Regions from separate parts of the Homo sapiens genome. Here regions 2 and 3 are each linked to region 1. Evidence: chromatin loops called from intact Hi-C (ENCODE). Cell type or tissue: PC-9. All regions are shown on one strand. Links, peaks and the distances in the headings refer to the core of each region. The heading gives the core; the rest is flanking DNA.

What was found. Peaks named below come from ENCODE experiments on the same cell type or tissue, not always from the same donor. Only the 100,000 strongest peaks of a DNase experiment are listed, where the experiment ranks them.
Region 2: a loop joins it to region 1, with 5 times the contacts of the local background. A loop is called at or near these places in 5 of 110 quality-filtered maps.
Region 3: a loop joins it to region 1, with 11 times the contacts of the local background. A loop is called at or near these places in 2 of 110 quality-filtered maps.

Annotation. Positions count from the first base shown.
Region 1 is chrX:150,681,085-150,691,894 of GRCh38, forward strand. No RefSeq gene overlaps it. Among named protein-coding and RNA genes, the nearest start is that of MTMR1, 6.9 kb to the right of the region's middle. In PC-9, for the core only: no CTCF peak of the experiment used is centred there; DNase peaks (open chromatin) are centred at 8,107 and 9,217; H3K4me3 peaks cover 2,230 bases; H3K27ac peaks cover 3,099 bases.
Region 2 is chrX:150,576,926-150,587,735 of GRCh38, forward strand. All of the region lies in intron 1 of MTM1 (myotubularin 1), which reads left to right. Among named protein-coding and RNA genes, the nearest start is that of MTM1, 14 kb to the left of the region's middle. In PC-9, for the core only: no CTCF peak of the experiment used is centred there; a DNase peak (open chromatin) is centred at 4,636; H3K27ac peaks cover 1,740 bases.
Region 3 is chrX:149,541,534-149,548,095 of GRCh38, forward strand. EOLA1 (endothelium and lymphocyte associated ASCH domain 1) reads left to right here. Exons shown (of 5, transcript NM_001171907.3): 2 at 486-552; 3 at 3,835-3,967; 4 at 4,069-4,350; 5 at 5,206-6,562. The coding sequence starts at 4,098. The coding sequence ends at 5,429. Among named protein-coding and RNA genes, the nearest start is that of EOLA1, 3.8 kb to the left of the region's middle. RefSeq lists an enhancer at 1-29. In PC-9, for the core only: a CTCF peak has its summit at 4,220 (motif pointing left); no DNase peak of the experiment used is centred there.

The sequences.
Region 1 (10,810 bases), core at 5,622-10,621:
CCTGAGAAGTGGTGCTCACTAGCAGGCTTTCCAGTATAGTTCAAATTCACTTCACCTCAGTAGTTCAAAAATCCTCAGGCACCAGTCTTGTGGTGCCCCCAGGTGCCTGGTGGAAGCAAATGCTCTATGGAGGAACACACCTTTATCGCAGCCTCTAAGAATTCTCGCAAATCATTTTTCAAAGAAATTGAACATCTCTCAGTGAAAAATAGCAGACAGAAAGCCTTCAGCGAACATCAATAGAAACAAAAAAGCAGAAAACGACTTGTAAGACTTCAGATTATTCAAATTATCAGACACAAGCAGTCATTCTGCTGCAGTTGGCTTATATAGGTTGGTCAGAGACAACTGTGAGCATCTCTTCCTAATTCTGTATTCAGTGATGTCAAGGTGGTACTTTGAAATCGGCCAAGCTGGGAAGAGTTACACCACAGAAATGAGCAAATGCTACAAATAAAGGCTTTGTCTTTCTTCAGAGAGCTGATAATTAAAAATGTACTAGAACATTGCTGGAGGCAGATTATAAAAATGAATATGAAAATTATCTTTAAAGAAATAAAATCTAGGTGATCTTGACTTTGACAATGAGTGTTTAGATATAAAGCTCAAACACAATCTTTGAAAGAAAAAATTAACAAAATGGGCCACATTAAAATTTAAAACTTCTGTGAAAAATACTTAAGAGAATGACAAGACAAGTTGCAGATTGGGAAGAAATCTTTGCAAAACACATATTCGATAAGGACTGTTATCCAAAATATAAAAAGAACCCTTCAAACTCAACAATAAACACAACACAATTTAAAAATGGCCAAAAGACTAACAGACACCTCACCAAGGAAGATCTACAGATGGCAAATAAGCATATGACAACATGCTTCACATCGTATGTCATCAGGGAAATGCAAATTAAGACAGCAATGAGATACCACTACACACCTATTAGAATGGCCAAATCCAAAGCACCAACGACATGAAATACTGGTGAGAATGTGGAGCAACAGGGCCGGGCGCGGTGGCTCACGCCTGTAATCCCAGCACTTTGGGAGGCCGAGGCGGGCGGATCACGAGGTCAGGAGATCGAGACCATCCTGGCCAACACGGTGAAACCCCGTCTCTACTAAAAATACAAAAAAATTAGCCGGGCATGCTGGCGGGTGCCTGTGGTCCCAGCTACTCGGGAGGCTGAGGCAGGAGAATGGCGTGAACCCGGGAGGTGGAGCTTGCAGTGAGCCGAGATCGCACCACTGCACTCCAGCCTGGGCGACAGAGCAAGACTCCGTCTCAAAAAAAAAAAAAAAAAAAAAAAAAAAAAGAGAATGTGGAGCAACAGAAACTCCCATTCATTGCTGGTGGGAATGCAAAATGGCACGGACACTTTGGAAGACAGTTTAGTTTCTTACAAAGCTAGACATAGCCTTACCATATGACCCAGCAACCATGCTCCTTGGCATTTATCCAAATGAATTGAAAACTTATGTCTAGGCAAATCCTTCACACAAACGTTTCCAGCAGATGCCCCATGTTTGTCACTTAGTTGCCACAAGTTGGTAGCAGTGAAAATCTTCTTCAATAGGTGAATGGGTAAACAAAACTATGGTACATTCAGACAATGAAATGTTATTCAGCACTAAAAGGAAATGAGCCTATCAAGCCATTAAAACACATGGAGGAAACTTAAGTGCATATTGCTAAGTGAAAGAAGCCAATGTGAAAAGGCTATATACTGTATGATTCCAACTATGTGACATTCTGGAAAAGGCAAAACTGTAGAGACAGTAAAAAGGCCAGTGGTTGCCAGGGGTTCAGGGAGAGGGAGGGAGGAAAAGAGGGAGGGATGAGTATGTGGAGCACCGGGGATTTTTAGAGCACTGAAACCAGAAACCATTGTTTATGATACTATAATGGTGGATACATGCCATTACCATGTATTTGTCAAAACCCATAGAATGTACAACACAAAGAATGAACCCTAATGTAAACGGTGGACTTGAGTTAATAATAATGTGTCAATATTGGGTCATCAATTGTAACTTGTGTACCACACTAATGCAAGATGTTGATAATAAGGAAACTGGGACGGGGGGTGGGGCGTACTGTGAGAGGGTATATGGGAATTCTCTATAATTTCCACTCAATTTTTCCGAAACCTAAAACTACACAAAGAAAGGTCTATTAATTTTTTTAAAGGCACCCCAGGTAATTTTGTGCAGCTGGCCCAGTGCCAAGTGTTTAGAAATGACTATTTCAGGCAATACCTACATATTGGTCAAATTGCATCCTTAAATAGATGTCATTGAAAGAATTAATCACTGATTACAGAGTTAGCTCCTTTTGGAAAGGTGTGTTGTATTGATTGATACTCTGGACATAAATAGGCTTTAAATGTAGAGATTTCTTTCTTTGGCCCTACACCTGTAGAAGCACTGCCTGGTAGGATTTCGTAGGAGGAATTCAATCATCAAGTGGGATGTGGATTGGAAATAGGAAGACATTAGATTAGCGTTTCTTTCAACCCAGTAAGTCTGTGAGTGTCCACGCCACTTATCAATGCATTCTCAGCTCCAAAGGCATCCTCCTTTAACTGCTCTGTGATAATGGAGATGGGCTTTGTAAATATTTCTTACCAGCTGGCATAATGTAAATCCTTGTCAGTAGAGGGCGCTAGAGAGAGAGAGACCAGAGGAGAAAAAAGTTTTATCTTCCAGATTCTGGGGTGCCTCATCTTTTTGCCTCCTCCAGAGCACAGCTTGCTTTCTCTGTTGCTGGGCTCCTATGCACATGCTTTCTTTTGAGCTAGGCCCATGCATGTATCATCCCAAAGAAAACCACGTCAAAGCATTTAATAATCAAACGCCCAAAGATCAAACATTAAGAAAGAATCCTAAAAGCAGTAAGAGAATAGAAACAAATAACATACAGTGGAGCCCAAATAAGTCCAGCAGCAGACTCTTCAGTGCAAACCTTACAGGCCAGGAGAGTGTGGCATAGCGTATTTAAAGTGCTAAAGGAATACAACTTTAATGCTAGAATAGAATATCCAGCGAAAATATCCTTTAAGCATGAAGGAGAAATAAAGATCTTCCCAGACAAACAAAAGCTGAGCGATTTCATGAACACCAGACCTGTCCTATAAGAAATGCTAAAGGGAGTTCTTCAATCTGAGAGAAAAGGATATTAATGAGCAATAAGGGATTATCTAAAGGTACAAAACTCACTGGTAATAGCACAAAGAAAAACACAGAATATTATAAGACTGTGTGGTGTGTAAAACACTCAAGTAGAAAGACTAAACAATGAATAAATCAAAAATAATAACTGTAACTTTTCAAGACATAGGCAATACAATAAGGCAAAGGGAAACAATAGAAAGTTTAAAAACAGGCAGATAAAGTTAAAATGTAGAGTTTTTATTAGTTCTCTTTTTGCTTGTTTGTTTATTTGTTTATGCAATCAGTGCTAAGTTCTCATCAGCTTAAAATAATGGATTATCACATAGTATTTGCAAGCCTCATGGTAACCTCAAATGTAAAAATATACAACAAATACGCAAAATGTAAAAAAAGCAAGAAATTAAATCATACCACCAGAGAAAATCACCTTCACTTAAAGGAAAGAAGGAAGGAAGACAGGAAAGAAGGAAGAAAACACCACAAAACAAACAGCAAACAAATTACAAAATGACAAGAGTAGTCCTCACTTATCGATAATAACATTGAATGCAAATGGACTAAACTCTGTAATCAAAAGACATAGAGTGACTGAATGGATGAAAAAACAAGACCCTACAAGAAACTATTGCTTACAAGAAACACACTTCACCTATAAAGATACACAAAGATTGAAAATAAAGAATGGAAAATATAGTCCATGCTCCTGCTTCTCCAATGGACTCAAAATCTCATCCAAGAAAAGCATTTATCTTTCTCATCCCTAAACACATCTGCACACCTCTCCTAAGACCTGATGGTTACTGTCTATAAATTTCAGCCTCTAATTACATCAAGTCAATTACTATGCTATTTCAGACTTAGAGAAATGGATAATCCATATATAATATCTGATGTTTTAACTTATATTTGAATGTGAATATCTCTAGCGTTTGAAAAATCTCTAACATTCAAACAAGAGTGTTAAAACTCTGCGCTGAAGGCCTTACAAAGCAGTCCAGCTTTGGAGTCCAGGTCTCCTGCTGCCCAGTCCACCCTAGGGCTGCAAAGCATCACTGCCCAAGCCCAGACTGAGTTGACGGCTGTCTGCATAGGTGGCAAAGAGACTGTGTGTTTTTCTCCCCACTTTTGGTGAGCCCCATGTGGTGGTGCTCAGGATGAAAAGGATCCCCCTAACTCCAGCTGACATCTACTTGGCAAGCAGGGCAATGGAAGGCTTCAACATTGGTTCTCAAAGATGGAGCCTCATGTACACAGTCCTTACTTGGCAGTCATATGTTATGGTCCTGGCACACAACAATGGCAACAAGAACAATGGCAACAACAACAACAACAGTGGGTCTCGGTTTTGTTTTCATTTTATTGGTCCATGCAACTCAAAACCTGTGACTAGGTGGTCTGAACTCACTGTCTCTCTTTTTGCCCTCCCAGACATTTCTGTCCCTTGGGAGTGCTCTCAGCAGAGTCCACACCACCTCCTTGCAGTCAAATCCAGGGAACACTTCTTTGTCTTACCAGATGTCCCAGCAACACTTGACACTCTGGATCACTCTTTCCATCTTAGAACTCTTGACTTTCTTGGCTCCCATGCCCCCTCTGCCCTGACTCTTTGCTTGTCTCTGCCAACCCCCCGAGCTCTTCCCGGGCCGCTCTTCTTTCACCTGCCCTGTCAGTGCCAATGATCTAGTATGTCTCCTTGGCTCACTTGTCTTCTCATTTTACATGTTTTCCCCAGGCAAATTTACACATTCTCATCAGGGCCAACTTCATGGGTGTTTGGCCTGTGCACTCACACAGGGCCCCATGCTTAGAAAGGCCCCATTCCTGATTCAATGCTTTCCTATCACCATCTGGAAATTTGTAATACTTTTGAACAAGGTACCCTGCATTTTTCATTTTGCCCTGGGCCCTACACATTACACAGCTAGCCAGTTCTGCCTCTCGAGGTTTTACACCTTTAGGCTGAAATCTGTAGCCCGGCCTTTCTCCTGGGCACCAGACCCATCTACCCCGTCACTCCTGGACATGTTACAGGCTCTTCCACTTCAAATAGCTTCTCTTTCTTTTTTTATTCTTTATTTTTATTTTTTAATCTCAGGGACTGGCATCACTTTCCACCCAGGCACCCAAGGTCAAGATTGATTCTGAAGACAATGTTCTTCCTTTGACTTCATTGACAACCTCATCTCCTGGACCTCCTCCTATTTTGGACTCTTCTCCCTCCTTTGCAGACCACTATATCTCAGCTGCTTGCTTAAATGTGGCTGCCTTAAGGGAATTTATCTGGGAGAAATTTATGTGTTTACTGAGTGGGGCAAAAAGTGTGTCTCTGAAATATGCTTGCCAGGTTGAGGCAAGTGGAGTCTCTGGAGCTTTGAGAGTATGAGGTCTCTGGACCGCAGTCTCTGTGTGAAGGTGAGCTTGACACTGCATTGTAGAGCACCTGTCATAAGACTGAGGATACAGGAATCTCAACATCAAAGAATGGTGGAGATGATGGGGGTGGTGAAGGCAAAAGCCTCCCGAGGCATCCTTTAGCCTTGCCAATAATTGAACTTGTGGCTGAGAACCTTCCAGATAACTTCTAAAGGCAAAGTTAAGTCATCTGTGGTGCTTTTTCTGTAGTTTATTGTTTTAGTCCATTTTCTGTTGCTTACAACAGAAGACCTGAAACTAGATAATTTATAAAGAAAATAAATTTTTTCTTACAATTCTGGAGGCTGAGAAGTCATAGGTCAGGGGGCCGTATCTGGTGAGAGCCTTCTTCCTGGTGGGAACGCTGTTGCATCCCAAGGCAGTGCAGGGCCTCATATGGTGAGGAAGCTAGGCGTACTTGCTCAGGCCTCTCTTCCTCTTCTTGTAAAGCCACCAATTCCACTCCCATGATAATCCACTAACCCATTCATAAGGGCAGAAGCCCTGCTCTTTTGAGCTGACACTACAAACCCTCCAAATGATGGGAACATTTCTCTGCAGTGCAGTCACATGTAATTCCATTGAGGATTAGCTTTGCTCAGTCCTAGCAAAATTATGTTTTTGAGAAATTTATTTTACAAGGGACGATCAGGTCCACTTTCATTTGCTTAATTTGTTTTCAAGAAATGAAAGTGATGATCCCAACCGTAGTTTCCAAATCGTGAAGCTGAAGGTTAAATTACAAAGAGTTCCTCTGTCCTCAAATTTTACGAAAATTAGCCAACTTTTTATTACCTCTCTTTCCTGAGTTCCTTTCCAACTGTCTACTGGACATCTCCACTTGGATACCCATAGGTACCCCCCAAGACTGCTATGCATTGTTGCACAGGTTGTGAAGTGCACAAGGGGGCCACATCTAAGGGGGACTGCTATGGTCTGAATGTCCCCAGTATTCACTTGTTGAAATTTGATCCCCATGGTGGTGGTGTTAAGAGTTGGGGCCTGCTGGGAAGTGATTAAGTCATGAGGGCTTGTCCTCATGAATGAGATTCAGTGCCCTTATAAAAGGGCTTAACAGAAGGTGTTCACCCTTTTACCTTCTGCCATGTGAGGACACAGCGTTTCTCCTCTCTGAAGAATGTAGCAACAAAGGCATCATTTTGGAAGCAGAGAGACCAGGCCCAGACCAGCGAGAGGTTTGATGTTTCACATCCCAGCCTCCAGAACTTGTGAGAAATAAATATCTATTGTTATCTATTGTTTCTAAATTACCCAGTCTGTGGTATTTTGTTGTAGCAGCACAAACAGACTAAGACAGGGATCCTTCAGAATGAGGTCCACATAGATTTCTAGGTCTATTATGGCAGTCTCTTGGCATATGGCAGCCAAAGGTTGAGCTTTAACAAAATTGGTTATACTATGACAATTTTATGACTAACAGAAGTCCAGTGTTGTTAGGAAGGGTTTTCTTTTTTCTAATATACACAAAGGCAACTTATGGGCTTGGACTTAGGGTGGGTCAAGCTCAACATGTCTAGAATGAATTCATCCTGGTCACTGACCTCTCCCACCTGCTTGTCATCTTGGATTCCTTTTATCAGTGGCTAATATCTCCTTTACCCAGTTTTCCAAGTCTGAAACCTCAGTGCCAGGCTTGGCCCACGTTGGCATCTCCTTCCCTCCTCACTTCATGTCCAACATTCCATCAGTCACTGAGTCCTGTCCAATGTTAGGGTTCATGCATCAGGTCTTCCTTGATTATGACAACAACTTCTTAACTGACCTTCTCACGGCCACTCTTGCCCCTCCAGTCCATCCTCCATCATGCAATCCTAGTGATCTTTCTGGAGTGGAAATATGATCAGTTCACCCCTTTCCAAGATCTTGCTGTGGCTCCTTGTCACCTCTAACAGGGTTTCTCAAAGTGTGGTCCTCAAACCATGTATATCAGAATCACTTGAGGTGCTTTATCAAATGTGGATTCTTAGCACCCACCCTAGCTAACTACTAAATTTTCAGATTCTCTGTGGTGAAGCTCATGAATCTGCACATTAATTGATGTCCCAAGTCATTTTCATGCGTGTAATTTTGAAAACTACTACTTTCTACATAAACATGGCATAAACATGCATAAACATGTCACAAACATGCAGCATACTCATATACATTTCCCACTTCCCCAGCAGGAACTGCAGAGTGCAGCTGGGCATTCAAAGGAGGCCTTTCCTGTTTCCTGGTGAGCATCACCACGGGCCTGAGAAGTCACTCTTCACCTTGCCTCCCACCACACAACTCCAGCTCCAGGTGGCATACAAAAACCATGTGCCTGTCCTCTTAGAGTGATTTCTAGGAATGCAGTATAGTCAGCCCAGCAACTATGACTAGACCCCCATGTGGGCAGAAGGGGGTGGTAGGGCCTGTGTGTGTTTGGAGACAATTCACCATGACTATCTCCGGTTTCAGCATGGTCAGGGTTCTCTGAGGAAATACATTTACAGCCACGTTAGTAAAGTTGGTATGAGGAGACATTCCAATCCAGGGTAGTAAATGTAAATCTCCACAAAGGACATTTGTTTACATCTGATCATTCATTCCAAGGTAACGAGTAATCTCTCTCCCTGCAGGGGAGAATGGGTAGGTCACTAGTAGCCAGAGTTTCCTGCGTTGGGGTTTTCTCTCCTGTGGTGTATCCCATTACATGTGCAGATACTATCTAGCCTCCTATTGGTCAAAGGCAGTTACAGGCCAGCCCCCATTCAAAAGGAGGGGAAATAGGTACCACCTGTTTTTGTTTTGTTTTGTTTCGTTTTGTTTGAGACGGAGTCTCGCACTGTCGCCCAGGCTGGAGTGCAGTGGCAGGATCTCAGCTCACTGCAACCTCTGCCTCCTGGGTTCAAGCGATTCTCCTACCTCAGCCTCCCAAGTAGCTGGGATTATAGGCATGTGCCACCACGCCCGGCTAATTTTTGTATTTTTAGTAGAGATGGGCTTTCGCCACGTTGGCCAGGCTGGTCTTGAACTCCTGACCTCAGGTGATCTGCCCACCTCGGCCTCCCAAAGTGCTAGGATTACAGGCGTGAGCCACCACGCCCAGCCGATACCACCTCTTAATGTAAGAGTGGCAAGGTTGCACTGCAGAACAGCATGCCACCCTGTAGAGACTGGGGTTCAGGATGCAGATCCAAGATATTGCTGTGGCTGCTGATTTTGCTGTGAATAATAAACTGTCTTTGTTTCGGATCCAGAGGCTTTATATTTTCTCTCAGAGTGTTAGAGTGTGGTGATCAACTAAATTTTCAGCTTGCTAGTAGGGTAAAATCTTAGATTATAACAGCTTCTGACCTACTACTGTGGAGTACCCTCCTTGGAGTGTGGCTGTGATTTGTGCATGGATTCCTATAGCTGAATGGGGAAGGGAGCTGAGCAGGTAGGGGATTACTTCTCTGGATCATTCATCAAGAGCAATGCTTGGGTGCTCTATTGCTGCACAAAAAATCACCCCAAAACCTAGTGGCTTAAAACCATAATTCATTAGTTTTCAAAAATCTGTGAGTCAATTGTATGATTCATCAGCTTCATGTGGTGTTGGCTAGGCCACCAGAATGACTGAAAGGCTTGAAATGGCCTCACTCACATAGCTGGCAGTTAGTGCTGGCTTCTGGCCATGCTGCCTGGGGAACTCAGCTAGGGCTATTGGCTGAGAGCTTTGGTTCTCTTCCATATGGGCCTCTCCCTGTGGCTGCTTGGGCTTCCTCAGAGTATGGCAGCTGACTTCCAAGAAGGAGTATGCACAGAAAGCAAACTGGAAGTTGCAAATCCCTTAAGGGTTAGCCTTGGAAATTATACAGCATCACCTCTGCTACATTCTATTGGTCAAAGGGGTTACAGGGCCAGTCCACATTCAAGGAGAAGGTAAACAGAATCCACCTCTTGATGTATGAGTGGTAAGATCACCTTGCAAAAGAGTGTGTGGGATGGGGGATATTATTGCAGCAGTCTTTGGAAGCACAATCTATCAAATGGACGTAGATGGGGGACTATACAATAGTATTTCTCCAAGTGCAGCAAGCCCCGCATCAGAATCATGGGAGCATTTGCTGAAAATGCAGACTGGGGCTGATTCTTGCACACTAACATTTGAGATCTGGTGAGCTGCAGAACAAAGCCCAAACTTCTTGGCCTACCACCAGTCCAGATCCTCACTTATCTTGTCTGACTTTATGCTCCAGTAACACTCGATTTCTTGGCATTCTCTTGCACATAATAAGCTATTTAACCTACAGATAGAGTTTGGATGTTTGTGCCGTCCAAATCTCATGTTGAAATGTGAGCCCTAATGTTGGAGTTGGGGCTGAGTAAGGGGTGTCTGGGTTGCAAACTGGATTGTGAACATCCTGAAGGTGGACCCCTCAGGAAAGGCTTTGTGCCCTCCCCGTGGTAATGAGTGAATCCTCGTTCTATGAGTTCATGCAAGAGCTGGTCGTTTGAAAGAGTCTGGTGCCTCCCTCACCTTTCACTTGCTCCTTCTCTCACCATTTGACATGCCTGTTTCCTCTTCGCCTTCCACCATGATTGTAAGCTTGCTGAGGCCCTTACCAGAAGCAGATGCCAGCACAATGCTTCTTGTACGGTCTGCAGAACTGTGAGCCAAAATAAACTTCTTTTCTTTATAAATTACCAGGTCTCTGGTATTCCTTTACAGCAAAGCAAAACAGATTAATATACCTACTAATCCACACCTTTGCCCATAACTGTGCCTTCTGCCTGGAATAACTTGACTCCTTTGCCTCATCAAGGATTTACTCATCTTTAAAGATTCAGTTTTATGTCACCTTTTTGGGGAAGTTTTCCTGACCTCCTCTTCTCCTATGGATTGGGGTAGGTGTTCCACATCCTGTGCAATTGTCCCCATTATAGCACTTGCCAACTTGTAATGTCATTGTTAATTTGTCTGTCCCCTTCACTGGATTGTGAACATCTTAGGCAGGGATATGTCAGATTCATCTCTGTCCTCTAAATCCTAAGTGTACTTAACTGAATTGGAAGTATGACAGTGTCACAGTGAATTCCTCTTTGGCCTAATGTTTCTTAAAGAATATGGTACTTAAAATATGCTTAAAGTTGCACTGTTTTCTTTCTGACAATTCTCAGCACAGCTAAGATGCTTGCAGCTACTTGTAACAAAATACCCAACTAAAAGTGGGTGTCTTAGTGTGCTTAGGCTG
Region 2 (10,810 bases), core at 2,618-7,617, 110 kb before region 1:
AGCTGTTTAGAAGTATATTTTTACTTACAAATGTATTTTCTGGGTATTTTCAAAACTGATTTACAACTTAACTGCATTATGGTGAAAGAATATGATGTGAACACTCGTAGTTCTTTGAAATTTGTCAAGGATAGGCTTATGTGGTATTTTTGTGGCTGGCTTCTTTCACTTAGCATACTGCTTTTTATATTCATTTTTGTGTTGTTGCATGTATCAGCAGTTCCTGACTTTCTGTTGCTGAGTAGTATTCCATAGTATGGTTATAATGTAATTTATTCATTCAGTAGTTGATCATTTGAGTTGATTCAGTTTTTGGCCATTTTGAAAAAAAGCTGCCATGAACATTCACATACAAGTCTTTGTGTGGACTCATGCTTTTATTTGCTTCGTGTAAATACTTAGGTGTGGCATTGCTGGGCCATATGTTTAGTGTATGTTTAACTTTACAAGGAACTGTCAAACTGTTTTCCAAAGTGGCCATGCCATTGTGCCATTTTGCATTCCTACTGGCTTTAATTGTCTGCCTTTAAAATGTTAGCCATTTGACTGGGTGTATAATGGTATCTCATTGTATTTTTAACTTACAAATTCCTAGTGACTAGTAATAGTGAGCATGTCTTTATGTGCTTGTTGGCCATTAAGTTTATCTTCTTTGGTGAAGGATTTGCTGAAATCTTTTGCCCATTTCTTATTAAATTGGATTGTCTGTCTGAAGTTGTGAGGGTTCTTTTTATATTCTGGATACAAGTACTTCATCAGATATGTGATTTGCAAGCATGTTCTCTCAAACTGTGGTTTGTCTTTCATTTTCTTAACTGTGCCTGTGCAAGAGCAAGGAGTTTTGATTTTGATGAAGTCCTATTTACTTTTTCCCCTGTTATGGTTTGAGTTTTTGTGTTTTAAGAAATCTTTACTTAACCTAAGTTCACAAAAATTTTCCCCTGTGTTCCTTCCAGAACTTTTTTAGTCCTGCTCTTATGTTTAGATCTGTTTTGGCAGACAGATCTTTCCAACCCCTGGTGTTTATACCTGTGTGATCCCCTTCCCTTGAGTGTGAGCAGGACCTGTGACTTGCTTCTAGAATATAGACTAGAATATGGAAAAAGTGTAGGGATTCTACAGATATAATTAAGGTCACAACCAGTAGATTTTGAATTAATCAAAAGAGAAGTTATCCTGGGTAGGCCTGAATTAATCAGCACAAAACCCTTAAAAGAAGGTCTGGGTCCTCCCCGAGGTGAGATTCTCTTTGCTGACTTGTTGATGTGAGCAGCCACATTGAGGAAGGCCACATAGAAAGGAACTGCAGGTGGTCTCTAGGAACTAAAAGCTGCTTAGCAAAAAGCCAGGGCCTTCAACCATGCAGCCTAAAGGAAATGAGTTCTGCCAACACTCTGAATGAGCTTGGAAGCAGATTTTCCCCAGTTGAGCCTCCAGATGAGAATGCAGCCTGGCCATTACCTTGATTGCAACTTTGTGAGACCCTGAGCAGAGGACCCAGCTAAGCTGTGCCTGGACACCTGACCCACAGAAACTGTGAGATGATAAATGTGTGCTGTTTATGGCTGCTAAGTTTGTTATTCAGCAATATAAAACTAGTATGTCTATGTTCCATTTCAAGTTAATTTTGTATATTTTGTGAAGTAAGGGTAAAGATTCATTTATTTTTCCATATGGACATCAAACTGTTCCAGCATCATTTGTGGGAAAAGGCCCACACATTTTGGTAATTTTGTTGAAAATCAATTGACCATTGCTAGGACCTCAAAAAGAAGGGCCTAATTATAGTCTCTGTTCTGTTCCATTGATCTGTATGTCTATCCTTATACCAGTACTGCAGTGTCTTGATTACTGAGGCATTATAATAAGTCTGGGGATCAGGTAGTGGAAGTACTGCAACTTTTTTTTTTTTTTCTTTTCAAGATTGTTTTGAATATTCTTGGTCGCTTGCCTTTCCATACAAATTTTGGAATCATCTTGTCCAAGCCTGTTGGGATTTTGATAGGGATTTCATTGACTTTGTAGATCAATATTGACATCATGACAATTAGGAGTCTTTGATCCGTGAGCATGCGATATGTATCTATATATCTCTATCTATCTATCTATCTATCTATCTATCTATCTATCTGTATATTTTTGTTTTGAGATGGAGTTTCGCTTTTGTTGCCCAGGCTGGAGTGCAATGGTGTAATCTCAGCTCACTGCAACCTCCGCCTCCTGGGTTCAAGCGATTCTCCCGCCTCAACCTCCTGAGTAGCTGGGATTACAGGCACCCGCCACCACACCCAGCTAATTTTGTATTTTTAGTAGAGACGGGGTTTCTCCATGTTGGTCAGGCTGGTCTTGAACTCCTGACCTCAGGTAATCTGCCCGCCTCGTCCTCCCAAAGTGCTGGGATTACAGGCATGAGCCACCACGCCTGGCCCAAGCATGCAATATTTCTCCATGTATTTAGGTCTTTAATTTCTCTCAGCAATGTTTTGTAGCTTTCAGTGTGTGATTCTTGGACGTATTTTGTTCAGTGTTTCCCTAAGTATTTCATTTTTTTTGGTATTGCAAATGACATTTTTAAAATAAAGTTTTTTGAGACAGGGTCTTGTTCTGTTACCTAAGCTGGAGTGCAGTGGCATGATGGTGGCTCACTGTAGCCTCAACCTCCTGGGCTAAAGTGATCCTCCCTCCTCAGCCTCTCAAGTAGCTGAAGACTACAGGTGCATGCCCCCATGCCCAGCTAATTTTTTTTTTTTATGTTTTGTAGAGATAGGGTCTTGCTGTATTGCCCAGGCTGGTCTCAACTTCCTGGGCTCAAGTAGTCCTCCTGCCTCAGCCTCCCAAAGTGCTGAGATTTCAGGCATGAACTATAGCACTGGGCCAGTATTTTTATATTTCAGTGTTCATATGTTCATTGCTAACAATACAAATATAATTAATTTTTATATTGGCTTTGTGTTTTATGCAGCCTTACTAAATTTACTTATTCTAGTAGTTTTTTTGTAGTATTCTTAGGATTTTTTTTGCATACATGATTATGTTGTCTGTAAATACAGTTTTACTTCTTTTTTCCAATATGTTATGTGTTTTGAACTTGCTAGAAGCTCTAAAAGATGTTAAATACAAGTGATAAGAGTGACCGTCCTTGCCTTGTTCCCACTCTTATTGGTGAAAGAAGAAATGCTTTCTAAGTGTGATGTCAGCTGAAGGTTTTTCATAGGTGCCCTTGACAATTCCTGATTTCCTGAGGGTGTTTTTAAAAATCATGGATAGATGTTGAATTACGTTAATAGAAGCCACGTCTCAGATACAATCTTCAGGAAGATAGCACACCTCATGAATAGTCTTACTGACTATACATATCACCACATTTATACCCATTCTTAACCACCACTACCCAGCTTTTCCTCCTAGTGTCGATAACAGAATTTCCATCTGGATCTTGGGAATTCTTTGTGGAGCAGCATATACTGCTCCTTCAAAAGACATAGATCTTCTCTGCGAGATTCACATGTATCATTATTTTAGAACTGGAATTTCTTCATCCTCTCTTTCCTTGCCATTCTTTTAACACTGGTTTTGGTTCTTCTTCATCTTGCCTTTTTTATTTCTGCCTTTTTTTTTTTCAGGTTATTTCTGCCCCATCTGTGAAACCTTGTCTGCCAATAGTGCCAAGTTATAAAAATATGTACGTTCAGTCCTTTCACCTTCTTCTGTAACAAGGATACGTGGTTGTTTGTATTTGTGACTGGAAGAAGTAACTGCTCCAAGTATGAAGATAACTATTGTCCATACTCTCTAGGTCATGGCAAGTCTTTCTCCTTCTGATTCTCCCAGGATCCTAATTAAGCCATCTTTGGGGATTCCCTTTGCATACTCCTTCTCTACTATGGCAAACTGCCTGTTGGGCAAGCTGCTACTCCTACTGCTTATCTCTGCTAACCTTCAAGGTCAACCTGCTCTTGCAAGTTAGGACTAATTAAGATGTATCAAGCCCAACATTCTCAACAATCAAAAGACCCTAGGCAGCGTTCCAAAAGCCCCATGTAGAGGAAGGTCAGGAAGTTCCAAATCCAAATTATTCAATGTATTTTGGAACTCTTCTTTGGATTGACTTCAGAGACCAGGCACCTTTAAAAAAATATCCTCGCACCTTTAAAAAAAATATCCTCAAAGGCTCTAGGCCAAAATCATTTTGTATCACCTCTATTAATACATAGAATGGGCACCGGTGCTGTATGGAGCATTGGTTTTGGTTTAAAAATTAAGATATGGTTAAAGTTCATGAGATGGTACCTTATGTAGCTTTAAATTCCAAAGGCAGTTTCAAAAGAATAATTCAAAGAATACTTTGAACAGTGGCCACATTGCTGGAATTTGTGTACACCATCAAAGGGGACTACTTTGAAGAATAACTCAGCTATATATGATCTGACAGGCTTTTTAACAAATGCCTCATTACATGATAGTTGCACCTCATGGGGTGTTTTGTGCACTAGTAATAAAAACTTTCTCCTTTTAAAAGATAGTTTTAATAAAGACTAAGTGGATACAAATAAATAGTAGACAATCAAGGGTTGTGCTGTTTCAGTGACTCACAGACATGGATTTCAGGGGAAAAAGCCTATTTGTTGACTCATCTTTAAAGTGAAGTCTAGGGTTCTTCTTTGTGACCATCAGATTTTATCACGTGGATGAAATTCCGAAAAGATTTTTTTTATCCAGCTGTGCAAGCAGGAGGCATGATGTCCTCATTTTAATATGATCATCTATGAGAGAATGAGAATGACAGATATCTATCTGTTAGTGGATGAGAGGGCCGGTCAGATTGCCTAGATTTCAGTTCCACCTTTGACAGTTATTAGCAGACAAATTGTTTAACCTTCCTGTTCCTTGTGTTTGTCAGTTGTCATATGATGATAGTAATACCTAGTTGCCTTTTAAGGTTTTGGTGGGGATTAAATGACTTAATCTGTGATTAGAACAATGTCTGACAGGTAGTAGATGATCTGTAAATGAAAGCCGTGATCATTAGCATAAGCAGATACTCTGTTTTGCTTTAATTGTATCACCTCTGTTATTGTCTTTATTACTATTTAACCTTTTTTATACATATTAATTATCTTTATTGTTATCTAAACATTTGTTTGTCATCTTCCCAACTCAGTTTTTAGCTCCTTGAAGACATATCTCAAATTTTTTTGGTTGAGGGGAGGGGGAACTCTCCATTGTGGTCCAGAGTAGCTGCCCACTATATAGTTACTGATTGTGAACTCTTTGGAAACAAGATTTAAATAATGATATATGCTGAGTTAGGAGTATCTCAGAATGACTGGCTTGTTGTCATTTCATTATTTCTTCTAAAAAACCATATTATTATTTCAGTACTAGTTAATTTCATAGGTATTCATTGAATGCTTATGGATAGATTGACAAATGAAATTGTTCTGAATGTAACCATATGTTGACATGACCATTTTATAGATTGTTAATTTCTGTAGCCAACCTCCTGCCTATTATGGGTTGAATTGTGTCCCCTAAAAAGATATACTGAAGCCCTAGTCCCTATTTCCTCAGACTGGGGTCTTGTTTGTTACTGCAGTTGTAGTTAGTTAAGATGAGGTCATGCAGCACTGGAGTAGGGTGGACTCCTCATCCAGCATGACTGGGGTCCTTATGAAAGAGGAAAGCACCATGTGAAAACACAGACACACAGGGAGAAAGCCATGTGACAACAGGCAGAGAGATTGGAGTGGTGAAGCTGCAAGCCAAGGAATGCCAAGGATTGCAGCCACCACCAGAAGCTAGGGAGAGGCAAGGAAGCATTCTCCCCTAGAGGCTCCAGATGGCACATGGCCTAGCTGACACCTTGATTTTGGACTTTGGGCCTCCAGAACTGTGAGAGAATTTATTTCTGTTCTTTTAGGCCATCCAGTTTGTGGGACTTCTTTACAGCAGCCCCAGGACACCAATAGACTGCCCATCTGCTTGAATTAGAGTGTTGACAAGCTTGGGATTTCATTTCAAACGGTGGATTTGCCTATGTTTTCATCTATTATCCATCTTCTCCAGATACTTTGATTTAAATATATAAATATAAATACATATTTATATATTTAAATATAATTTATATAATTTATAATTTATATATTTAAATATATATTAAATTATATATATTTATATATAAATTATAAATTATGTAAATTATATATTATATAAATTATAAATATATATAAATTATATATATTATATAAATTATAAATATATATAAATTATATATAAATTATAAATATATAAAAATTATATAAATTATATATAAATTATAAATTTATATAATTTATATAAATTATATATAAATTATAAATATATATAAATTATATATATTATATATAATTATAAATATATATAAATTATATATATTATATATAATTATAAATATATATAAATTATATATATTATATATAATATAATATATATAAATTATATATATTATATTATATATAATTATAAATATATAAAAATTATATATATTATATATAATTATAAATATATATAAATTATATATATTATATATAAATTATAAATATATATAATTTATATATATTATATATAAATTATATATATTATACATAATTTATATATAATATATAATTTATATATAATATATATAATTTATATATAATATATAATTTATATATATTATATATAATTTATATATAATATATAATTTATATATATTATATATAATTTATATATAAATAATTTGTATATATTATTTATAAATATATAAATTATATATATTATATAAATTATATATTATATATAAATTAATATATATTAAATTAATATATATTTAATATATAAAATATATATAAAATATATATTAAATATATATATTAAATATACAAAATATATATAAATATATATCAAATATATAAAATATATATTAAATATATATTAAATATATATATATATTTGATATATATATATATAATATAAAATATATATTAAATTAAAATATATATATTAAATATATGTTAAATATATAAAAATATTTTAAAAATATATTAAATATATATATTAAATATATATTTCCCATACCTGATCTGGCAGCAAATATATTTTTATATATGGCAGCAAATATATATTTTCATATATATATATGAAAATCTGGCACAAAAATACGGTTCTTATATGCATGCTAGGAATGGGAGACGTTTCCAAAGATGCTTATAAAAGCACTGTTTATAATTGAAACCTGGAAACAGCTCAAATGATCACTGGGAGGAGAATGGAAAAACCAAGTGCAAAGCAGTGGACTGCTATGCAGCTGTGAAAATGAGTGGAACACAACTATATGCATCAACATTTATGACTCTCTCAACACTATGTGAGAAAAGCAAGTGGCAGAAGAATATATAATGATTCCATTTACATAAGACTTCAGAAACATGGAAAATCATATTATTTAGGGATGTATACATGTGGAAAATTTTAAAGATATGCAAGGGAATTATAAACCTAAAAATCAGCCCTAGGGAGGTAGGTTGGAGTACCTTTAATGACTGATGACTAACTTCTCCAAAGTCATGAAAGTTTATGAGGGTGATGCTACATTTGTTTCTTCACGGAATACTGAGTACCCAAACTGTGCTTTGTGCTGGTGCCAGAATGGAAAACATGGTCCTTGGCCTTAGGAAGTTCTAGAAATCTAAGAGACGGGACACAAAATATCAAGGCATAAGTACAGGGTAAGAAATGAAATACAATCGTCCCTTGGTATTTGCGGGAAACTGGTTCCAGGACTCCCGAGGATACCAAAATCCTTGGAGGCCCAAGTCCTTGATATAAAATGGCATAGTATTTGCATATAACCTTGCATATCCTCCTGTGTACTTTCAGTCCTCTATAGATTACTTATAATACCTAATACAATGGAAATGCTATGTAAATACAAATAAAAATTAGTATTTGAAGTATTTTTCTATTTGTATTATTTGTATTTGTATTATTTTTTGTCATACTGTTTTTTGTGTTTCTTCCCAAATATTTTTGATCCGCAGTTGGTTGAATCCCTAGATGTGGAACTCCTGGATGTGGAGGGCTGACTATATTAGAAATATGTATGGTGTACAGAGAAGTGGAGAGAGAGAGAGAGAGAGAGAGAAAGAGTGTGTGTGTGTGTATGTGTGTGTGGGGGGAGGTCAGGAAAAGCTTTCCATGTTTTGAAGTAGGTAAATGCCAACAAAGCATATGCCAACGAAGCCCCTGCTTCTGCCTTCAAATGAGAGTACCTAGAGGAATTGTTTCAAATGGCAGGTTATCTCCAACCTTTTCTCCTCTCTTCAGTTTTCTAGATACTGTGCACATCCACTCTAGAGTTCCTTTTTTCCTCCCTCCTCCACTACTGATTCTGCTCAGAAGAATCTTCATCAGTAATGCCCAATGCCTGGGCTTTTCTTTGGGGTCCTTTAGCCCAGACCTGAGAAGGTTCTTGGAAAGTAAGGAGATGTTTTGATCTGGCACCTTTGTTACTATCATAGTTATAACTATTTATACGTTTCTATTCTTCAACAATTACTGTTTTAACTTTTGCTAAATAAGTTACTGTTTACTTATAAATTTAAAATGTACTTTTTGTGAATAGTTCTCACAGGGGAAAATAGTTCAATAAAATGCAGTTTTTTTCATTGAGCAGATCAGCTGGGTTCATGAGTTTTGGAATTGGCAGATGCACGGGAACTTGATCTTGTTCCTATTTTAAAACTTTGTTTACTGGCAGGTATTTGACTGTTAAAAAATCCATTGGTGAGTTTAATGATCTGTTTAAATGTGTGCAGTATTGCTAGGTAGCCTTTGTACATTAAAAACAGATAACCTGATAGTAGTTGACTTTTCTAATAGTTTACTTACCATATCACTTTCAATTTATGAATAATTTCTAAAGTTACCCTGTTCCATGGCCACAGCTCATGCCACTAAAGCCAATCAGCTGTCTTGAAGATGTGCCATTTGTCGTGAGGGGACCAAGAAATAGGGTGAAGAGATCAGCCCAAATCCATCACTAGCCACTGGAAAAAATGATTCAAAATGCATTCTCCACTGAGTCTGAATTACATTATTTTTAGCCAAAGGTCTTTGCAACATTTAAAGAAATAGGGGTAGGTATATCATCATGTTTAAAATGAATTGTAAATATCAAAATTATACAGAGAGTGAGATTTTAAATGAAATACTATATAGCATCATATAATTTTCAAAGAGGAATCATCAAACCAAATACACTGTAGCCCTAAGATTTGAAGTGACCAAGACAAATCAAGAAGCTCTAATGCTTCTGTTACATGTGTCTATGTGGACAGTAAACCGCTTACTTGGGGGATCCTTTTTTGGAGTAAATATAGTTAGATTTGTAGCCTATTTTTAGATATCTGAGCCTGAATAGAAAGTAATGAGATGAGATCTGTATGTTAAGTATTTCACAGAAAGATTCCCTGGGCTAGGAGTCAAGTGTTTTCTTTTTTTAATGGAAGGAGGCATATTTGAAGGTAAACTACTGTAAGGCTGATTGGAGTCTTGGCAAGGTTAGATTGATCATCTTAGAAAACCTGTGTGCAGAATGGTTAGGCAATCAAGGATATGGTATATTTTGTGGACAACCAACCTAACATATTAGCACCAGTTTGGGGAATGACTTAAGAGTTCACTGGGCTGGGTGTGGTGGCTCATGCCTGTAATCCTAGCACCACAGGAGGAGGCCGATGTGGGCGGATCACTTGAGGTCAGGGGTTCAAGACCAGCCTGGCCAACGTGGCGAAATCCTGTCGCTACTAAAAATACAAAAATTATCTGGGCATGGTGGCGCACATCTGTAATCCCAGCTACTCAGGAGGCTGAGGCAGGAGAATCACTCAAACCCAGGAGGCAGAGGTTACGGTGAGCTGAGGTGGTACCACTGCACTCCAGCCTGAGCGACAGAGTGACACTCTGTCTCAAAAAAAAAAAAAAAAGCATAAAGCATCTCTGGTAGGAGGAAGGGAACTGGTATTTGAGCATCTTTGTTATGCCATCTGCTGTGCTATAATTTTACCTGTTCCTCATGACAGCACTGTGAGGGCTGGCGTCACACCCATTTTACAGACTGGAAACTGCAGTAATTAAGTGAGAGAATTGGGATCTGAGACACAAATTGGTCTGAATACAGAATCCCTTCCTTTTTTTCAACTGTATCACACTGTTTTGTAGGTGGGCGCATAGTGGCATTTTGACAAGCTCTCAATGGTGGGGTTAATAGCTTGTTTTTTAGTTTAAGAGAATATGATTATTATGTACTTCGGCTGAAGACGGTTCACATGGGAATTATTTTAACAGCTTAATGCAGGGCGTGACAGCCTGTTTTTGTAAATAAAATTTTATTGGAATATAGCCCATCATTTATTTACATATTGCTGCTTCAGTGCTACAACGCAGTACTGAGTAGTTGCAACAGAAATGTCTGGGTATCTGGCCCTTTACACGGAAAATTTGTCAGTCCCTTGTTCAAAGGAAAATGTATAAAAATGAACCAAACTTCTGCTTTTGCAGATCATAGTTTATTTTCATGTGAGTTGAGCACTTCTTCCCCCCAAATAAACAAATATATGTGTTAAATTGATGGTGTACCTGGTCTCAAAATGGCTGGAATATGAACATTTATCTTGGTTCACAGTGATTTGGTTGAGGACGTCTCAAGGTATGTTTCATTTTTTTGCATCCTAGGTGGCCTACAATCCAAGCTACTTTAATGCAAAAAATCAGAATAAATTTATAGTAAATC
Region 3 (6,562 bases), core at 1,097-6,096, 1.1 Mb before region 1:
CCGGTCTTCCCTGCCTCCCGTTGGCCCTTCTGCTGTGAGCTCGCCTGGACCTGAGGCCGGGCGGTGCACAGCTCTGTGGCCTGTGGCGCCGTGCTCAGCGTGACCTACCCAGAATTAAGCTGAGGACAATGGGATTTAGAGTCCCAAACACTCGCCCCGTGACAATGGGAGGGGAAGTGTCATTTTTCTCCCTTCGAATGGAGCATGCTTGGCTGCAAGAATGCTGCTCAACATGGTGAAATGATTTTCTGCCCTGCGGGCTGGTGCACCCTGTGGTCCTTGACCCAGACAGGTGCGGAGGGTCCCACTGCTGTGATTAGCAGAACCAAACTGTGATGTGCACATGTGTGTTACTGATAAGACCAGGCCTCCCAGCTCTTCTTGGTTTCCAATGCCTGCTAAGTACATGACCTTCTTAGGGCCATTAACCAGCTTTGCTGTCTTGCACTTAATGACCTTTCCTCTTTATCTTCCTTGTTGTGCAGGTAAAGAAGCTAAGTGGAAGAGTGTTTCCTCCTCTGGCCGTAAAGCAGGTACTCTCTGCAGCACCAGGTAGGAGGGGACTCAACCCCCTTCTTGCCTTTTCAGTTACATCAGTTCCTACTAGGGATTCCACATACACACAGTTGGCGTCTGTTGTGATTTTGTGGTGATGACGAGAAAAGGGTTGGCTAAGAAACTGGGCGGCAGAAAAGAGGCAAACATTCACTGTAGCCATTTATCCCGATGGAAGTGGCCAGGCCCTGTGGGGGACATTCAGCCTCCATCAGAAGTAATCCAGAACCAAGGAACCTGGTTATCTTTGGTCACTCATCAGAAGAATAATCATGCTCAGGGGCCACAAGTGTGTGAGGAAATGGCACCATGGATGGGTTGGTGGAGGGTACACGGGTGAGTCTTTGTGGAAAGTCATTTGCTGGCAGATATCAGCATCTTAGATGGGCGTGCCAGGCGGCCGAGGCATTTCCTTCAGCATGTCTTCACACAGCGAGTGTTAGAGGTAATGTCATTTCTAGTGGCAAAAGTGGGAAGCAACTTGTAACTCTCCATCAGTGGAGGAATGGTCAGGCAAATTATGAGACGACCAACAATGGGATATCACCCAGGCAGTGAAAAACAAGGTAGATGAAGATTGTCAGGTGGAAAGAATGGGCTTGATGTGCTGTCAAATGGCAAACTCGTGCCCTAGCCTGTGCAGATGTGTTGGGAACAGCAGTTTGCCAAGATGGCTGAAACAAAGGACCATAAAAGGGCTGGCTTAAAGAACAGACAATCATTGTCTCGCAGTTCTGGAGGATGGAAGTCTGAAATCAAAGTGGTGGCCAGGTTCGTTTGTTCTGTGGGCTGTGAAAGACAATCTGGTCTGTCCCTTTCTCTTAGCTGCAGGCGGCTGGCCGGCAATCTTTGGCACTCATTAGCTTGTAGAAGCATCTCCCTTATCTCTGCGTTTATCTTCTCATGGTGTTCTCCCTGTGTGCGTGACTGTCTCTCAAATCCCCCTTTTCATAAGGACGCCAGCCACATTGGATGCGGGTCCGCCCTGATGGCTTCAGTCTCACTTGATTGCCTCTGTAATGACTCTGTTTTTATATATAAGGCCACATTTTGAGGTGCTGGGGTTTAGGACTTCAACATACGCATTTTAAGAGGACACAATGCAACCCATCACAACTGACAAAGGCTCTGAGGTAGAAACAAGCTTGGCATGTTCCCTCAGGGGATGGAAGGCCTGTGTGGCTTCAGGGTGGTGAATAAAGGGGAGAGGAGAGGACGTGGCTGGGGTGGGAAACCAGATCAGGAGGGACCTTGAGTGCCCTGAGAGGAAGTGTGGATTCTGTGCTAGTTGGGGCAGGGAGCCCTTGAAAAGTTTCAGTAGAGGAGTGACATAATCTCATTGTCCCTGTACCAAGATCATTCCGATGGCAGTGTGGTCACAAGAGTGCAGAGGACAAGTGCTGGGGGGGGGTGGGGGTGCTATCAGGAGACTTCTTCAGAAGGCAGGGGGTTTTAGGGGATTGGATTGGGATTGTGGCCATAGAGATTATGGAAAGGGATCAGATTCAATGTCGGTTTTGGACACAGTGCCACGGGATGTGGGCCGCAGATGTGGGAAAGAAAGGCAGGGCAGAGAGCAGCTAGGTCTGGGGCAGGAACGCTGTAGCTGGTGATGCCACTCACAGAGGTGGAAGGGAGGTGGACTTGGTGGTGATGGTTGGGGTCCTGAGTATGTACGGGCCTGTCCACCTAAGGCTGAGTCTGAAGGGGGGTGGCCTGCACCACGGGATTCAGAGCAGGACGGTGAGCAACGTGGGGGTCCCAGAAGGAGGGAAGGAGTGTGCCCAGCCATGCTGGGGCTGCTGAGCATGGACTAAGATGAAGACAGGACTGGCATGAGGCCGGCCATGGGTGCTTGTGGGGATAGGTCAGTCAGTGGAGTGGGTGGTGGGGGGGGTGGGGAATAAAGGGAGAAAGGTGGGGGTGGGGGCAGAAGGTTCAGAGAGGAAGTAGAGACTGCGCATGTAGACAGCTCTTCTGAGGTCTCGGCTGTTCAGGGTTGTAGAGAAGGGAGGCAGAGTGGGAGGCGCGCGTGTGCTCAGAGTAGGGATGCTGAGCGAGCATAGATGGTGGCTGGTGGCACCCAGGGCCCGGAGTGAGCCAGAGGAGCAGGGTCCAGAGCACAGCAGGCAACCGGCTCAGCTGAGGCAGCTCACCCCAGAGGCGGGAGAAAAGCAGGAGATCTGGAGCTCAGAAGGCTGCAGTGCAGACTGGGAAAGGAGTGAATACCAGGCAGCTTTGGCCCTATCAGGGCTTTGTCTCATGAGGGTGGGTATATTTTCTTAAAATCATAGAGCGTACTAGAGGTTGCGTTTATGTGTTGAAAGGAAGGACAGAGAGAGGAGTAGGGGCAGCTCAAGGGTGGAGTTCAGGGCCGGGGGCGGGGCCACGGGCCTGAGGGGTGAGGGCAGCCACTATTTCTGACTGTTCTATTAGGTGCCACGTACTGGGCTGGGTGCTCTTGGTGCCTTATCTCCCTTCCTCACAGCCATGTGGAAACTGAGGCATCTCAAGAGTCTATGACTGGGCTGAGGTTCTGGTTTCGAGCCCAGGGTTCCTTCCAAGGCACAGGGCCGTCCTCCATGCAAGAGGAGGGGACCCTCTCCCAAGCCAGACACGCAGGAGGCTGGGCAAGAGTTGTGGGAAGTCAGAGCCCGTGTGACTGTGGGCTGGTGCCTCATTCTCCTCAGCCATAGAGTGGGCCTCACAGTACCACTGACCCTGCTGGGTTACTTGAAGATTCAATTTGATGATCCGAGGATCATGCCATCCCAGAGGCTGGCACGTGGAAGGCATGTGTGTGGGGTTGCTAGTTGTTCTGATTATCATTCTTCTTTTCTCAGCTCAGATTGGGACAGGGGCATCTGCTGACAGTGGAGAGCAGTGGTAGGGGAAGGGGCTTGAGGAAGGTGGCACCCAGAGGGGTGGAGAGGAGATGTCTGACTGAGGGCCATCTGAGGTCACGGTGCATCCTGAGGACAGAGCTGAGATTGGATATCAACGATGTGGGCTCAGCAGCCCTGGAGTAGGAGCTGGGAAGGTCAGTGCCTTGGTGGCGGCAGGGCCAGGGCACTGAGAGTATTGGCAGGGCACAGCAGGGGAAAGGGAAGAGAAGCAGAGGGTGGGACTCTCCCTCTGTGCTGGAAGAGGGCTAACACCAGCCCGGACTCTCCACTCTGGCTAGGCCAAGGGGGCCCTCTGTCCTCTGTGTTGCCCTAGGGCTCGGTGACCTCTGTCATAGCACTGACCACATGGTATCCTGCCTGTGCCTTCCTCTAGCTGTCCCCGCCCTACTCCGGACCGCCCCAAAGACTCCATGGGATGGACCTGAGTCAGCCGAATCCCAGCCCCTTCCCTTGGGCCTGCTGTGGTGCTGGACATCAGTGACAGACGGAAGCAGGAGACCATCAAGGTCAGTGCGATTTAGGCCACCTGAGAGACACGGGGGGAAGGTCAGGCCACTGCCCATGAGCTTGGAGGGCTGGCGTGTGATGCGCTTCTGTGCTTCCGCAGGCTACGGGAGGCCCGGGGCGCTTGCGAAGATGAAGTTTGGCTGCCTCTCCTTCCGGCAGCCTTATGCTGGCTTTGTCTTAAATGGAATCAAGACTGTGGAGACGCGCTGGCGTCCCCTGCTGAGCAGCCAGCGGAACTGTACCATCGCCGTCCACATTGCTCACAGGGACTGGGAAGGCGATGCCTGGCGGGAGCTGCTGGTGGAGAGACTCGGGATGACTCCTGCTCAGATTCAGGCCTTGCTCAGGAAAGGGGAAAAGTTTGGTCGAGGAGTGATAGCGGGTAAGTGACAATGTACCAAATGCGCAGACAACGCCTAGGGCTGCTGCCCAAGATCTTGCTTGGGAATTTGGGGGCTTCTCTTGTCATCTGAACTGATTGGCGTGTATAACACAGTTTCCTTTGGCAACACACCTTCAAAGGGGCGGCAAGGACCTTGGGCTGGGGGTTGGTATGGCTGGCTTCCACGAGTTCTGGTAAATCATTTCTCCACTCTGGGCCTCAGTTCCTGTTTCTGATCTCAGTGAGAAGCCTGGTCAGGGCCATGTGCACATGGTGTTTGTGGTGTTTGGCTGTGTGTATTTGCACATACATGTGTGAGTGCACATGTGTGGCAGAGACCATGAAAAGCAGCCCAGCCCGCCGAATGGGTCAGGTGGCCTCTAGAGTTGGGCTGCCCGCCTGGCTTCATGAACCTGCCCCAGCCCCACCACTCACAGCACCCTGGGAAAGTCCCCTAACCTCTAGGTGACTGAGGCCCGACATCAGCATCTGTCCCCTGGTGACCTGCTCAGGCATCACCTGTAGCTTCCCAGGCAGTGGCTGGTGCCCTTCCAATCTGCAACCGCTGCCCTCAGAAGTCTGGCTTGGACCTGCCTCTTACTTGTGTGGCTTCATGAGGACAAGGCCCTCTCCTCTGCCTTTCTGGAGCCCTCCCCCTGCCTCTCCCAGCGTTTCCTGAATCGGGTTTGGTTCGTTATCAAAGCTACGGAAGAAGGACTTGACTCCCTTCTTGTCATTTTGCTGATGCTGTCTTACTCTCTATTGATTGTGACTTTGAGTAACTGTGTTGTCACATGGGCAGGCCTTGGGCTATGGAAGTGAAAGGCATTCATGTGTATCTCTCTTTGTGTACAGGACTCGTTGACATTGGGGAAACTTTGCAATGCCCCGAAGACTTAACTCCCGATGAGGTTGTGGAACTAGAAAATCAAGCTGTACTGACCAACCTGAAGCAGAAGTACCTGACTGTGATTTCAAACCCCAGGTGGTTACTGGAGCCCATACCTAGGAAAGGAGGCAAGGATGTATTCCAGGTAGACATCCCAGAGCACCTGATCCCTTTGGGGCATGAAGTGTGACAAGTGTGGGCTCCTGAAAGGAATGTTCCAGAGAAACCAGCTAAATCATGACACCTTCAATTTGCCATCATGACGCAGACCTGTATACATTAGGTTAAATCTGAATTTCCACTGCTTTGGAGAGTCCCACCCACTAAGCACTGTGCATGTAAACAGGTTCCTTTGCTCAGATGAAGGAAGTAGGGGGTGGGGCTTTCCTTGTGTGATGCCTCCTTAGGCACACAGGCAATGTCTCAAGTACTTTGACCTTAGGGTAGAAGGCAAAGCTGCCAGTAAATGTCTCAGCATTGCTGCTAATTTTGGTCCTGCTAGTTTCTGGATTGTACAAATAAATGTGTTGTAGATGACTGGTTAGTGTTTGAGGCTTTGTTCTATGTTTTCCCCTGATTTGTTCTGGTCAAAACTCATCAAATGTGTAACTAGCATCCAGGCGACAATACAGAAAGTCTGGGACCTGGCACTGAATGTTTGCCTGGTAGTGACTAGCCGTTAATCAACCGACTCATCCAGGATGAAGAGGACGTCAGACTTAGAGCAGCTGTCTGTCCTTTCAGGTTACTCTCACTCTTCTGAAAGTGTCTGTCAGTTTCTGAAGCATGTGTGTTACCTGCATCACACAGCTACTTCCTATCCTAGCAATACATCCAAAATACAGCTCTAGTAGAGTGAGGTTAACTTGGAAATGTGATCAGTAGTGTTGTTTTATTTTGTAGTAATTTTTTTTTTTTTTTGGTGATTTAGCAAAGTTTCTAGTTGTTATCCATGAGGATGATGGGCATTTCCCCCCAGGTATTGACTGCAGTGGCCCTTCTCTTCTGAGCCAGGATGTTATGGTGGTTGTACATCCCATGGCAGATGGGGTGGCCTGACTTTCAAGTGGGCCTCTTTGGAGGCCCCTGGATGCTAGGCTAGGGATGCTGAGCTGCTGACCAGACACTTCCTGGCAACATTGGGAGGGACCCATGAGGAAACAATCTCCTGTTTGAAGATACAGGAAGATATTGCCGGAATCAGGCGTCTATTCTTTCTCCTGACCAGCAGGCCAATCTCAGGGGACCAGGTCTTCCTGGGCTTGGCCTCGACACTTCCTAGCAACATCCTTTGCTGAGTGTGTGAAAATGCTGCTTCTCCAA